Linked DNA regions of Homo sapiens: region 2 is linked to region 1. Evidence: read pairs that join two places in POLR2A ChIA-PET (ENCODE). Cell type or tissue: OCI-LY7. All regions are shown on one strand. Each heading gives the region's core, and the rest is flanking DNA. Links, peaks and the distances in the headings are about the cores only. Region 1 overlaps RBL2 (RB transcriptional corepressor like 2). Region 2 overlaps CHD9 (chromodomain helicase DNA binding protein 9).

Evidence for each region. ChIA-PET counts read pairs that join two places held together with the same protein. Peaks named below come from ENCODE experiments on the same cell type or tissue, not always from the same donor. Only the 100,000 strongest peaks of a DNase experiment are listed, where the experiment ranks them.
Region 2: POLR2A ChIA-PET joins it to region 1 with 7 read pairs; 1 of 35 experiments calls an interaction of 5 or more read pairs at or near these places.

What each region holds. Positions count from the first base shown.
Region 1 is chr16:53,453,115-53,462,748 of GRCh38, forward strand. RBL2 (RB transcriptional corepressor like 2) reads left to right here. Exons shown (of 22, transcript NM_005611.4): 6 at 338-498; 7 at 591-655; 8 at 1,542-1,728; 9 at 6,337-6,503; 10 at 8,627-8,736; 11 at 9,438-9,541. Among named protein-coding and RNA genes, the nearest start is that of RBL2, 23 kb to the left of the region's middle. In OCI-LY7, for the core only: a CTCF peak has its summit at 4,783; a DNase peak (open chromatin) is centred at 4,727; H3K4me3 peaks cover 881 bases; H3K27ac peaks cover 1,952 bases.
Region 2 is chr16:53,058,004-53,060,503 of GRCh38, forward strand. The region is part of intron 1 of CHD9 (chromodomain helicase DNA binding protein 9); the gene reads left to right. Among named protein-coding and RNA genes, the nearest start is that of CHD9, 4.3 kb to the left of the region's middle. RefSeq lists an enhancer at 26-75. In OCI-LY7, for the core only: no CTCF peak of the experiment used is centred there; DNase peaks (open chromatin) are centred at 688 and 948; H3K4me3 peaks cover 1,407 bases; H3K27ac peaks cover 2,500 bases.

The DNA of each region.
Region 1 (9,634 bases), core at 3,603-6,102:
TTGTTTAAAAGTAGACTTACTTGCAAAGTTGTATTTTGTGGTTTTTAGATCTTAGTATCCTAAAATTTGATATCCTAAAATTTAAGTTTTAAGTTTCCCTTAACCATCTCTACATAAATAATTGAATAACTGAAATCTTTCGAGTAATGATACACTTTACTTCTATTTGCCATTTTTTGACAAATTCTTAGCGTTGAAATAGGCCCATATATACTGTTTCCTATACATTTGTATGCTAAGTGGTATACTGATTATACTCTATGTTTTACATTTTAGTTTATTACAAATTGGCTTATTGTGTGCTGATATCTCTGTTTTGTGATTCTATACACCATAGGCTTATCTGAAGATTTTCATGCTAAAGATTCTAAACCTTCCTCTGACCCCCCTTGTATCATTGAGAAACTGTGTTCCTTACATGATGGCCTAGTTTTGGAAGCAAAGGGGATAAAGGAACATTTCTGGAAACCCTATATTAGGAAACTTTATGAAAAAAAGGTTTGTAAGTAGCAAAGAAATAACGTGAAAATGTTTTCTGGAGAAAAACTTGATTTAACATGACGACTTAAGGATCTCTTCTTTCATCATAGCTCCTTAAGGGAAAAGAAGAAAATCTCACTGGGTTTCTAGAACCTGGGAACTTTGGAGAGAGTTTGTGAGTACTTCTGTATAAAATGTTTTAATATTTTAAATTGTATACTTAGGAAACTTCAGAAGTTAGTGTTTTTATTGTTTGTACTCTGGAAACTGAGAATATGTTTTGTGAGAGAATACAGGGAAGCAAAAATTCTGTCACCTAAATATAAGCACACTTTTTAAATGTGTTCAAAATTGTATGGCTGTTTTTGAAGTTTCTTTAAGCTTCTGGATTATAAATTTTGAAATAAATTCTTTTGGAACTATATGGGTGAAAATTGATGATGTGTAAGTGTGGAAGTCTTCAGGGGTGCCTAGAGCAGCTAGACAGATAGTTAAGCTTCTCACCGGAAGTTGCACCTACCAGCAGCTGAAACACTGTCAGCAAAATACTTGTACTGTGTGATGGATGAGCTTGGGGATAGCAGGATTACATGTGATACTATCCAGTTTTTGTTTTGTTTTGTTTTTTGAGATGGAGTCTCGCTGTGTCGCCCAGGCTGGAATGCAGTGGCATGATCTCGGCTCACTGCAACCTCTGCCTCCCAGGTTCAAGCGATTCTTCTGCCTCAGCCTCCTGAGTAGCTGTGAATACAGGCACGTGCCACCATGCCCAGCTAATTTTTGTATTTTTAGTAGAGACAGGGTTTCACCATATTGGCCAGGCTGGTCTCAAACTCCTGACTTCGTGATCCACCTGCCTCAGCCTCCCAAAGTGCTGGGATTACAGACGGGAGCTACTGCACCCAGCTATACTATCCAGTTCTTATAACTACAAGTTACCCTACCAAAGTTTAACTTTCAAAAAACTATTAGAACTTTTAGTAAATAAAAAAATGAAATAATTAATTGAAATGGCAGTTCTGTGAGAGAGTACATTTTGTCTGTATTTGTTTTTCCTATAGTAAAGCCATCAATAAGGCCTATGAGGAGTATGTTTTATCTGTTGGGAATTTAGATGAGCGGATATTTCTTGGAGAGGATGCTGAGGAGGAAATTGGGACTCTCTCAAGGTGTCTGAACGCTGGTTCAGGAACAGAGACTGCTGAAAGGGTGCAGATGAAAAACATCTTACAGCAGCATTTTGACAAGGTGAGTTTAGCCATGCCAGAAGAGTAGAAATACAGGAGCAGGTAAGCCAGGGGTTCTTTTTTATTTTGGTAATTTCATGTTTGTGTTTTACTTGCCTACAGTATGAAGGAGAAAATTCTCATCATACTTCTCTTAATTGAAAAAGGTATCTCTATGATATTTGCTTTGTTAATATCAACTTTCATTCATTTTAGTGAGGTCTGAGAAAAAGAAATTAATATAAATTTAAACAAATGTGTCATGCTGATAATTGTTGGTTTTAAAAAGATGGGCCAGTAATATATGGTCTTATATGTAGTGAACATAGTGTAGGCATTTAGAAAGTGATAATTGACCTGACTGGGGCCTTCATTTAAGAGACTGGAGAAAATGAGGATCTACAGTCTTTAAGAAAATTCTTTTAAACTGAATTTCAGGACCACGTGGTATTATTTCAAACAGACACTTAGAGTGATGCAGGCCAAGAGTTTCCCTTCTGCTATGTGGTGGAACAGAAAACACCAAACTTCTGGCAAGTGCCACCAGGGAAACACTGGGTAATCCAAGGGCCAGTTCACCTGGAAGTGAGCTGCTTCAGACTTGAGACTGGTCTGCTTATTCATTCAACAGATATTCCTAAAGCATTTTATATGTCAGGTTGTGTCCTGGACACTGGAGATAAAGCAGTGAACAAAATAACCACGAGAACCCTGTTCTAAAGAAGCTTATATTCCAGTGTGGGGAGATGGACAGGAGATAAACAAGTAAATATATAGTATGTTGGGTGATGATAGATGAAGAAAATAGAGTAGTAATACAAAATATTGAGGGGAGGGGAGAATGGGATGGGTGGGCTGTGGTAGGTAAGGTGGTTGGGAACGGTGTCACACACCAGAAGTAAGTGAGGAAGCAAGCCATATGAATAGCTGGGTAAATGTATTTGAAGCTGAGAGCATAACAAATGCAAAGCCGTGAGGTTGGAACAGGATTAGCTTTTTGGAGGAACAGTGAGAATGCTAGTGTGGTAGGAATAGAGTGAGGGAAAAAGTGGTAAGAAGTGACGGGAGGCCAGGTGTGATGGCTCATACTTGTAATCCTAGCACATTGGGAGACTGAGGCAGAAGACTGCCTGAGCCCAGGAGTTCAAGACTAGTCTGGGCAACAAAGTGAGACCCCGTCTCTACATAAAATATTAATACAAAAAATAAGCTGGCCATGGTTGTGTCCACCTGTGGGCCCAGCTACTTGCGAGGCTGAGTTAGGAGGATTCGTTGAGCCCAGGAGTTCCAGGCTGCAGTGAGCCGTGATCGCGTCACTGCCCTCCAGCCTGGGTGACAGAGCAAGAGCCTGTCTTTAAAAAAAAAGAAAAGAAGAAGAAAAAGAAATGCAGGGAAGAGGGAACAAGAGAGCCAGACAGACCGTGTAGGCTTTGGAAGCCATCGTAAGGACTTTTGCTTCTGCTCTGATTGAGGTGAAAGCCATTAAGAGGGTTATTAAGAGGAGTGACTGATTTACATTTTTAAAGGTCTTCTGGGAAAGTGGGATTAGAGGCAAGGGTGGAAGTAGGGAGTTAAGAAGCTATTGGAATGATTCTGGCAATAGTTTATGGTGGCTTGCTTCAGAGAATGGTTTGTAGCTGGGCCATATTTTGGAGATGGCACCCACAGGATTTACCGAGGGTTTGTATCTAGGGTATGAGAAAAAGAGAACAGTGATGTCTCCAGTTGGGTGAATGATATAAAAGCTAAAATCCTGACAAGTGCCTGTAATGTTGTAAGTTATCTGGCCCTGGCTCTCTCTGAATTCATCTACTTTCCTCCCTCCTCACCCACTTATGCCACATTAACCTCCTTTTTTGTTCTTCAGATATGCCAGGCATGCCTGCAACACAAAGCCTTTGCCTTTGCAATTCCCTCTGCCTAAACTGTATTGCTTCAAGAGACTCATGTGGCTTCCTTCTCACTTCATTCTGGTCTCTGATAACCCAACTGCTATGTCAATAATAACCACAACATCCTCCCCAACCCTCAGGACTTCTTTTCCCCCTGACTCTGCTTGCTAGTGTTTCTCTTCGTATTTATCACTGTCTGACAGTAAGTAGGGAGGTAGGTAGAAAGAATTGTTTATTACCTGTCTCCTTGCATTAGAATATAAGCTTCACCAAGGCTGTGACCAGTGTTGTATGCAGCGCTTGGCACATAGTAGACATTCGGGGAACATTTACTACTGAAATTTATTAAGAGGGAAGAGCAAGTCTGGGGGAAGGGGAATCAAGAGTTAGGGTTATTAGCATGTTAAATTAGAGATGTCTTTTAAGCATCCTAGTAGAGAAGTTGAATAGACAGTTGAGGTATACAAGACCGGAGTTCACAGTTCACAGTAGAGGTTAGGGGTTGTGTATATATGTCCTGGGGTCATCAGGGTGGGTACAGATAGCTTTTTTTTTTTTTTTTTTTGAGATGGAGTCTCGCTCTGTCACCCAGGCTGGAGTGCAGTGGTGCAATCTCGGCTCACTGTGACCTCTGCCACCTGGGTTCAAGCGATTCTCCTGCCTCAGCCTCCTGAGTAGCTGGGATTACAGGTGCCTGCCACCATGCCCAGCTAATTTTTTGTATTTTTAGTAGAAACGGCATTTCACCATCTTGGCTAGTCTGGTCTTGAACTCCTGACCTCATGATCTTCCCGCCTCGGCTTCCTGAAGTGCTGGGATTATAGGCGTGAGCCACCATGCCCAGCCGTAGATGGCTTTTAAAGCTATAAAATGAGGAGGGATTACTTAGAGGTATGAATTGAGAGAGAATACAAGAGGACTAAGGACAAAGCTCAGGGTCACTCCAAATTTTGTAAGTCTTCATTTGGAGATGGAACATCCTAATATTTTTAAGATACCGACTTAATATTTGCACCCAAGTTAAAGATTCCTCTTGATCAGAATGAACAGGAAGCTTTAAGCTAAGCACAGTGCTACCAAGAAGCACCATGTTGACCTTGAGGACTCTGGCAGGAAGCTGTTTGTGGTTGTCACACCTAGTTTCCTCTGTGAAACTACTGCTGCCTGTGGGTGATGTGGTTATATGCTGCTGGCTGCTGTTGATTCTCCTGTTTGTGTACAAGGTGTTTTTCCCTCCCAGTGCCTCCCAATGTAGGCATCGGTTCATGCACAGTGAAGTAGTTGGCTGCAAGAAACCTTGTAAGGCAGGGAGCAGCCTTTTGAATGCAATAATCTACCCAAATCATTTTATTGACTTAATTATAGAATGAATTTCTTTGAAACAAAGTGAAAGTCTTAGTTGTATTACACTTTAAGACATAGAGAAAACATGTAGGTTTGTTTCTGTATACAGTAAATTTCTGTGCTTTTCTATATCTTATGAAACTTGAATAGTTGGCTCTGTTGCCAGGTGAAAGTTTTGCTAGGTTTTTTAAAAAATTAGAATAAGTACATTTAATACACAGGGAAATTTTATCTTGAATATTAAAAGACATTGTTAAGCTATCTTAACCTTTCAGAGTTTATTTGAAAAATCAGAAAGATGTTTTACTGGCTCCTTTGACACCAAGTCACATCTTCTCCATATTTATTGTCAAGAATGTTGACTTTAACTTATTTCTCTGAAGACCTGTCTACCTTAGGGGGAGAACCTGTGATAGATTCTGGTAACCAAAGGTAGAGGAGGGGCAGGAAGACCAATGAAGGCTGTTCTGCATCAAGTTGCCTTTTTAGGGAATGTTCAACTTATTATCTGTCTCTGAAGCAAATTTGAATATTTGGATGGTGGGTGTATTAATTCATTTTAACGCTGCTGATAAAGACATGCCCAAAACTGGGAACAAAAAGAGGTTTAATTGGACTTACAGTTCCACATGACTGGGGAGTCCTCAGAATCATGGTGTGAGGCGAAAGGCACTTCTTAGGTGGCGGTGGCAAGAGAAAAATGAGGAAGAAGCAAAAGTGGAAACCCCTGATAAGGCCGTCAGATCTCGCGAGACGTATTCACTATCACAAGAATAGAACGGGAAAGACTGGCCTCCATAATTCAATTACCTCCCACTGGGTGCCTCACACAGCACATGGGAATTCTGGGAAATACAATTCAAGTTGAGGCTTCGATGCAGACATAGCCAAACCATATCAGTAGGCTTTTGTTAAATCATGGATTTTTTTTGGAACCAAATTTAATCACAATTTTCTTTTATCTTTGAGTGTCTGCAAAAATAGCAGTAGATGGGAATTGTGAAATTCTGTTTCTCAGAGCTGAGAATAATCTTAATTTTTCAGGTGAGCAGAATGCTTATCTTTGCCTCCGAGCATAAGTTTTACAAGAGGGAATGTAGGGAGCTGTACCTTATTTTAGAGTTTTAACTTTTAAGAGACAAACTTTTAGTTAGCTAAAATACAAATTATTCTTTCACACCTTCGTCTTCACATGGATATTGGCGGCTCTTAATGCTGTTATGTTTAAATTCCAAGAATGGTGACATTTGAGTCACTAAAATTTATTGATATTGTAAAGATAAAGTCTTACTGGCTTGAAGTCCCATTTGTGAAGTGAATTAAAGTCTTTCTGGCCTAAAATAATGTTCTTTAAAAAATGTTTATTAATTCTGTGTAATTTTTTTTTTCTTTAGTCCAAAGCACTTAGAATCTCCACACCACTAACTGGTGTTAGGTACATTAAGGAGAATAGCCCTTGTGTGACTCCAGTTTCTACAGCTACGCATAGCTTGAGTCGTCTTCACACCATGCTGACAGGCCTCAGGAATGCACCAAGTGAGAAACTGGAACAGATTCTCAGGTTAGTTTGAGCCCTGTCTGCTTTCTAAGATTTGGTTATTGACCATTTTCCAATTTCCTATTCTTTCATTATTAATGCCTTAATTCACCCATGAATAATTTTTTATCAATTGTATACTCAGTCCTGTTGTGAGTCTATAGAGGACCTAGCAATAAGATGTATAAGTGGAAGATCTTCTTTCCTTAGATTTCTTTAATATAATACAAGACACAGTAACTAATAACACCAGACAGTGTAGAGTAAAACACAAAAGTGTCTTATTGCCAACTGTTCTTTCAAGATTTCAGGGAGTGGTGAGGTGGGGGCGGGGGGAAGCTCAGTGATGATGGGAATTGTCAAAGGACTTTATGAAGAGGGTTGAACCTGAGGTAAGTTCTGAAGGGTGACTCAGATTTGAAAAGATTAATAGAGTTCCACATGTTCATAAAGCAGGACAAAAACCACTGTAACTTTTGTAAGCTCTATAAAACATCCTTATCCTGGAAAGGAAGTTCACTGCATTTAGTTCCTTTGATCTCCCTGAGACTGGTAGGAATATCATTGAGTTTTAATTAAAAGCCCAGTAGGCTGAATCTCATCATCTTATGCATAACCTTTGGCAAGTTGATTTGAAAAGTTACCTCCAAGGTCCCTCTCAGTCCTAAAACCTTATGATATGATAACGTAGACCCAAAAGGACCCCATTTTATTTCTGATGATGGTATATCAAGAAGACCCTATATGTACACATAAGTAATTTCCCACTCATAGCCAGGCTTCTTAAATGCCAACTACTTTTCCTTTACATTTTAGTGAAGTCTGCTTTATTCATAAACTTGATTGTGATTTATACTCAACAAGTTATATCTCTGTGGCCTCTTCCTGAGTCATGTTTTTCAGATGCACCTTGTTTGCCTTGAATTTAGAAGCATTTCGTAAATACATTTCAGAAGCCATCTTAATCTCTGTGTCTTCCAGATCGCTTTACAGTTTCTAACTAGGCATAACAGCATTTTAAATCTTAGGTACCATTAGTGGGGTTAAATAAATATTACCAGTAAATACTAGGTAAAATAAAGGGTGCTATTTTTGTTGAAAGGTATGTGTGTGTGTGTTCCCAGAAAAATTCTGCTTGTATATGTATTCAGTAGTTATCTCTAGCAGGACTGTAATTGATTTTTATTCTCTTTATAATTTTTTAAACTTGCTTCATTTTCACAAAGAATATGTATATAATTATATATATATTTGTGATCAAGATAAAAACAGTTGTTACAAAAAGCTTACATGGTGATAATTTGTATAATGCTTCTGGATTGAACATATATTGCTTTCTAATAATAGAAAGACTGAAGTAAACCTCGTTGGCGGGAAAAAAATGTAGAATGCCAGGAACAGTTTATGTGAGTCTGTAGTATGGGTTTTACACCCCTTCATTCTATTTTCTTCCAGGTGTTCTTAATGGGAGTTTTACTGTCCTCTAGGGAAATAGTTAAGGGCAAGTTTGGGATAATCAGTGACTGGGGATGTGTAGGACAGGTGGGGGACAGTCATAGATATCGAATGGGCCCAGGCCAAGGTTGCTAAACTTCCTGCACTGAAAGGTGTATCCCCGGCCGGGCGAAGTGGCTCATTCCTGTAATCCTAACACTTTGGGAGCCTGAGGCAAGTGGATCACTTGAGGCCAGGAGTTCGAGACCAGCCTGGCCAACATGGTGAAACCCCATCTCTACTGAAAATACAAAAATTAGCTGGGCGTGGTGGCAGGTGCCTGCAGTTCCAGCTACTTGGAGGCTGAGGCAGGAGAATCACTTGAACCTGGGAGGTGGAGGTTGCAGTGAGCCAAGACTGCATCACTGCATTCCATCCTGGGTGAAAGAGCGAGACTCTGTCTCAAAAAAAATATATATATATAAAATAAAAGGTGTAGCTCCCACAAGAAAAGTTTTTTTTTTTTTCATTCAAACTGGTAATACCACCACCTTTGAAAAGGAAGTATGGGATCTCTTGGATTAATTTGGGAAGTGTATAGTTTCTGTTCAGAGTGTTTTATATTTACATGTTAGTGAAATTATAGAAACATTTTATCCCCTTGTGACTTGACAAGACCTTTAAATTATGTTATTTCTCATTACCTTTTTTAGGACATGTTCCAGAGATCCAACCCAGGCTATTGCTAACAGACTGAAAGAAATGTTTGAAATATATTCTCAGCATTTCCAGCCAGACGAGGATTTCAGTAATTGTGCTAAAGGTAAGGTTTAACATTGTTATTCTGCTTTTATGTTTGAAGTTTAACTAAATGGAGTCATTTCTTACTAACTAAGAAAGATGAGGAAAAGATTTATGACTTTAGACTGAAGGCTAGGATATGGCTGTCCAATTTTTCTGGTCAACCAACTGATTTCTGAGCCCTTCTCAGTAAGATAGAAATTTTAGAATGGTATCTTTATTATATTGGACTTCTGATGCTTTTTTATCTGCAAATCTTTAGGTTTTTTTTGTAAACTGGAAATTAAATAGAAGTGTAGTGATTCTTCAACATATTGAGAATAAGGACAGGAGATATCACTGTTATGGGCCCAAACCTGGCCTAGGAATTGTTTGCTGTCAGGAATTGGAACTAAGTAGGTGTGGACTAGTAAGCCAATTACATACCTCTTAGCATTGGTCTGTTTTGTTCAAACATAGAGGAAAAAAAAGGGTGTTAGTCTTAAATGATATTACAGTTCCTTATGTGCAAATTTCATTTAATAATTTTAGAAAAATGTGACTGTTACCATGAAGAAAATTAAGGTATCTTAGGGATAATTAAAACACCAATCATAAGAAGTGTGCATATCTAAAGTATTGGGTTGGTTTTGAATTTTATTTTGTGAGTAAAGGAGGAGGAATGGGCCTTTATTTTCTTTGTGTGCCATTTTTGTGGGGTTTTTTTTTTTATTATTTCTACAGAAATTGCCAGCAAACATTTTCGTTTTGCGGAGATGCTTTACTATAAAGTATTAGAATCTGTTATTGAGCAGGAACAAAAAAGACTAGGAGACATGGATTTATCTGTGAGTAAAATAACCAATGTATTGATCAGCGCAATGAAACATAATTTCCTTCCTGCCCTATTCTGTGGGTTGTTTTTTTTACTTTATATATAG
Region 2 (2,500 bases), core at 1-2,500, 400 kb before region 1:
CTTGTCTGTTAGGTAAGCTTCGTTCAGGCATGAGTTATAGTGCAGTTGGCTGAGTTCAGTGTTAATGAATAATATGTATATATATCAACAATATATATCAAATAAGGTGTCTTTTGTCTTTGTTTTTGTTTTTTTGAGATGGAGTCTCACTCTGTCTCCCAGGCTGGAGTGCAGTGGCACGATGTCAGCTCACTGCAGTCTCCACCTCTGGAGTTCAAGCGATTCTCCTGCCTCAGCCTCCCATGTAGCTGGTACTACAGGCACATGCCACCACGCCCAGCTAATTTTTGTATTTTTAGTAGAGACGAGGTTTCACCATGTTGCCCAGGCTGGTCTCGAGCTCCCGACCTCAGGTGATCACCCACTTTGGCCTCCAAAGTGCTAGGATTACAGGCTCAAGCCACAGCACCTGGCCTATAAGGTATCTTTAAACAGAAACACACATAAACAAAGGTTATGCATTGATCTGCCAGGCAGAAGGTGGGGTTAGAAAAAGATGTTTCTGGCAGAAAGGTCAGCATGTACAGAGATAGCCAAGAGCTTGGCAAGGCCAGGGGACTCAAGGAGAGCCAGTGGGCAGGGAGTGTGGTGGTGAAAGGGAGAGAGGCTGGGGCCAGGCGGCTCAGTGTCTTGTGGGCAGCTCTCATTTCATCCGATTAGCACGGTAATCCTGGCAGGTTGGACAGGATCATTTCCGCCTTTGAGAGATGATGAAATTGACGTTCCATGCTGTTAAATGACTTGCCCAAAGTTGCACTGCTGGTAAGCAGCAACACCCCCCACCCTCCAACTTAATCTAATGTTGACCAGACATTTGGGTTTTTTGTTTTGTTTTGTTTTGTTGGTTTTTGGTTTCTTTTGTTGTTGTTTTTAAGACACAGGGTCTTGCTCTGTCACCCATGCCTCCTGTAGTGGTATGATCATAGCTACTGCAGCCTCAACCTCCTGAGCTCGAGGGATCCTCCCACCCAGCCAAGTAGCTGGGGCTACAGGTGCACACCATCATGCCCAGCTAATTTTTTAAGTAGGGTCTTACTGTGTTGCCTAGGCTGGTCTCCAACTCCTAGACTCAAGTGTTTCTCCTGCCTTGGCCTCTCAAAGCACTGAGATTACAAGCATGATCTACCTTACCTGGCCAACATTTGGGTATTGATCAGAAATCTCAGGACGTGGGCTGGAGGTTTGGTTTGTTCTGGGGAGAAATCAGTAACTAAGTGGTGGTGAAAGTGATCAAGCGTCGATGAAACCACGTGGGATAGTGGCAGGGTGTGGAGAAGAAAATTTCTCATGTCCTTTAAAAAAGAAAAATATTTCTGGTGGCTGGGCACAGTGGCATATGCCTGTAATCCCAGCACTTTGGGAAGCAGAAGTGGGAGGAATGCTTGAGGCCAAGAGTTCAAGACTAGCCTGGGCAACATAGTGAGACCCCCACCTCTATCTTTAACAACAAGAAAAATGGAAAAAAAATTTAGTCAAAAAATATTACTGGTATAAAGACATGAATTCCTCTGTGAAAGAGTCTTAGGTACTTGCAGAGGGTGGGAGTAATGACCATGGTCATAAAGATGTGGCAAAAGGAAATGTGAGGTTCTGATTCAAACTGCCCCCAAATACTAGGTCTGGGCATCGGCCTCCCCACTCATGGGGCAGCCAGGCCTCAATCTGCCTCTTGTCTCTGCAGGATAATGACCGTGAACAGGCATCAGCAAACTTTTTCTGTAAAGGTCCAGAGAGTAAATATTTTGAGCTTTATGGACCATAGGGTTTCAGTTGCAACTGCAGTAAATTCTCAATTAATGTCCTCGTTAGGTTCTTAGAAACTGCAACTTTAAGCGAAATGACGTACAGTAAGTCCAAGTAACGTCGTTTCTTGTAATGTTGATGAGAAACTGCCACTGTAGAGTAAAAGCAGCCGTAGATGGTATGTAAACAAATGAGTATATCTGGGTTCCAATAAAGCTTTATGGACACTGAAGTTTTGAATTTCACATAATTTTTCTGTGTCACAAAATATTATTCTTTAAACATTTTTTTCAACCATTTAAAAATGTAAAAGCTGGCCAGGCATGGTGGCTCATATCTGTGATCCCAGGACTTTGGAAGACCAAGGAGGGAGGATTGCTTGGGGCCAGGAGTTCAAGACCAGCCTGGGCAACATAGCAAGACCCCCATCTCTACAAACAAACAAACAAATAAATAATGTAAAAACCATTCTTAGCTCACAGGCTATACAAAAACAGGCAGTAGGCTGGATGTGGCCTGTGGGCTGTAGTTTGCTGACTCCTGATCCCGAATAATGAGACCTGAGGATCAGAAGGATACTAGGTAGGTTGGGTGCAGTGGCTCATGCCTGTAGCCCCAGCACTTTGTGAAGCTGAGGCAGGAGGATTGCTTGAGGCCAGGAGTTCAAGGTCAGCCTGGGCAACATAGTGAGACCTCATTTCTATTTTAAAAATTTTAAAAATTAGCTGGGGCCTGGATTGGTGGCTCACACCTGTAA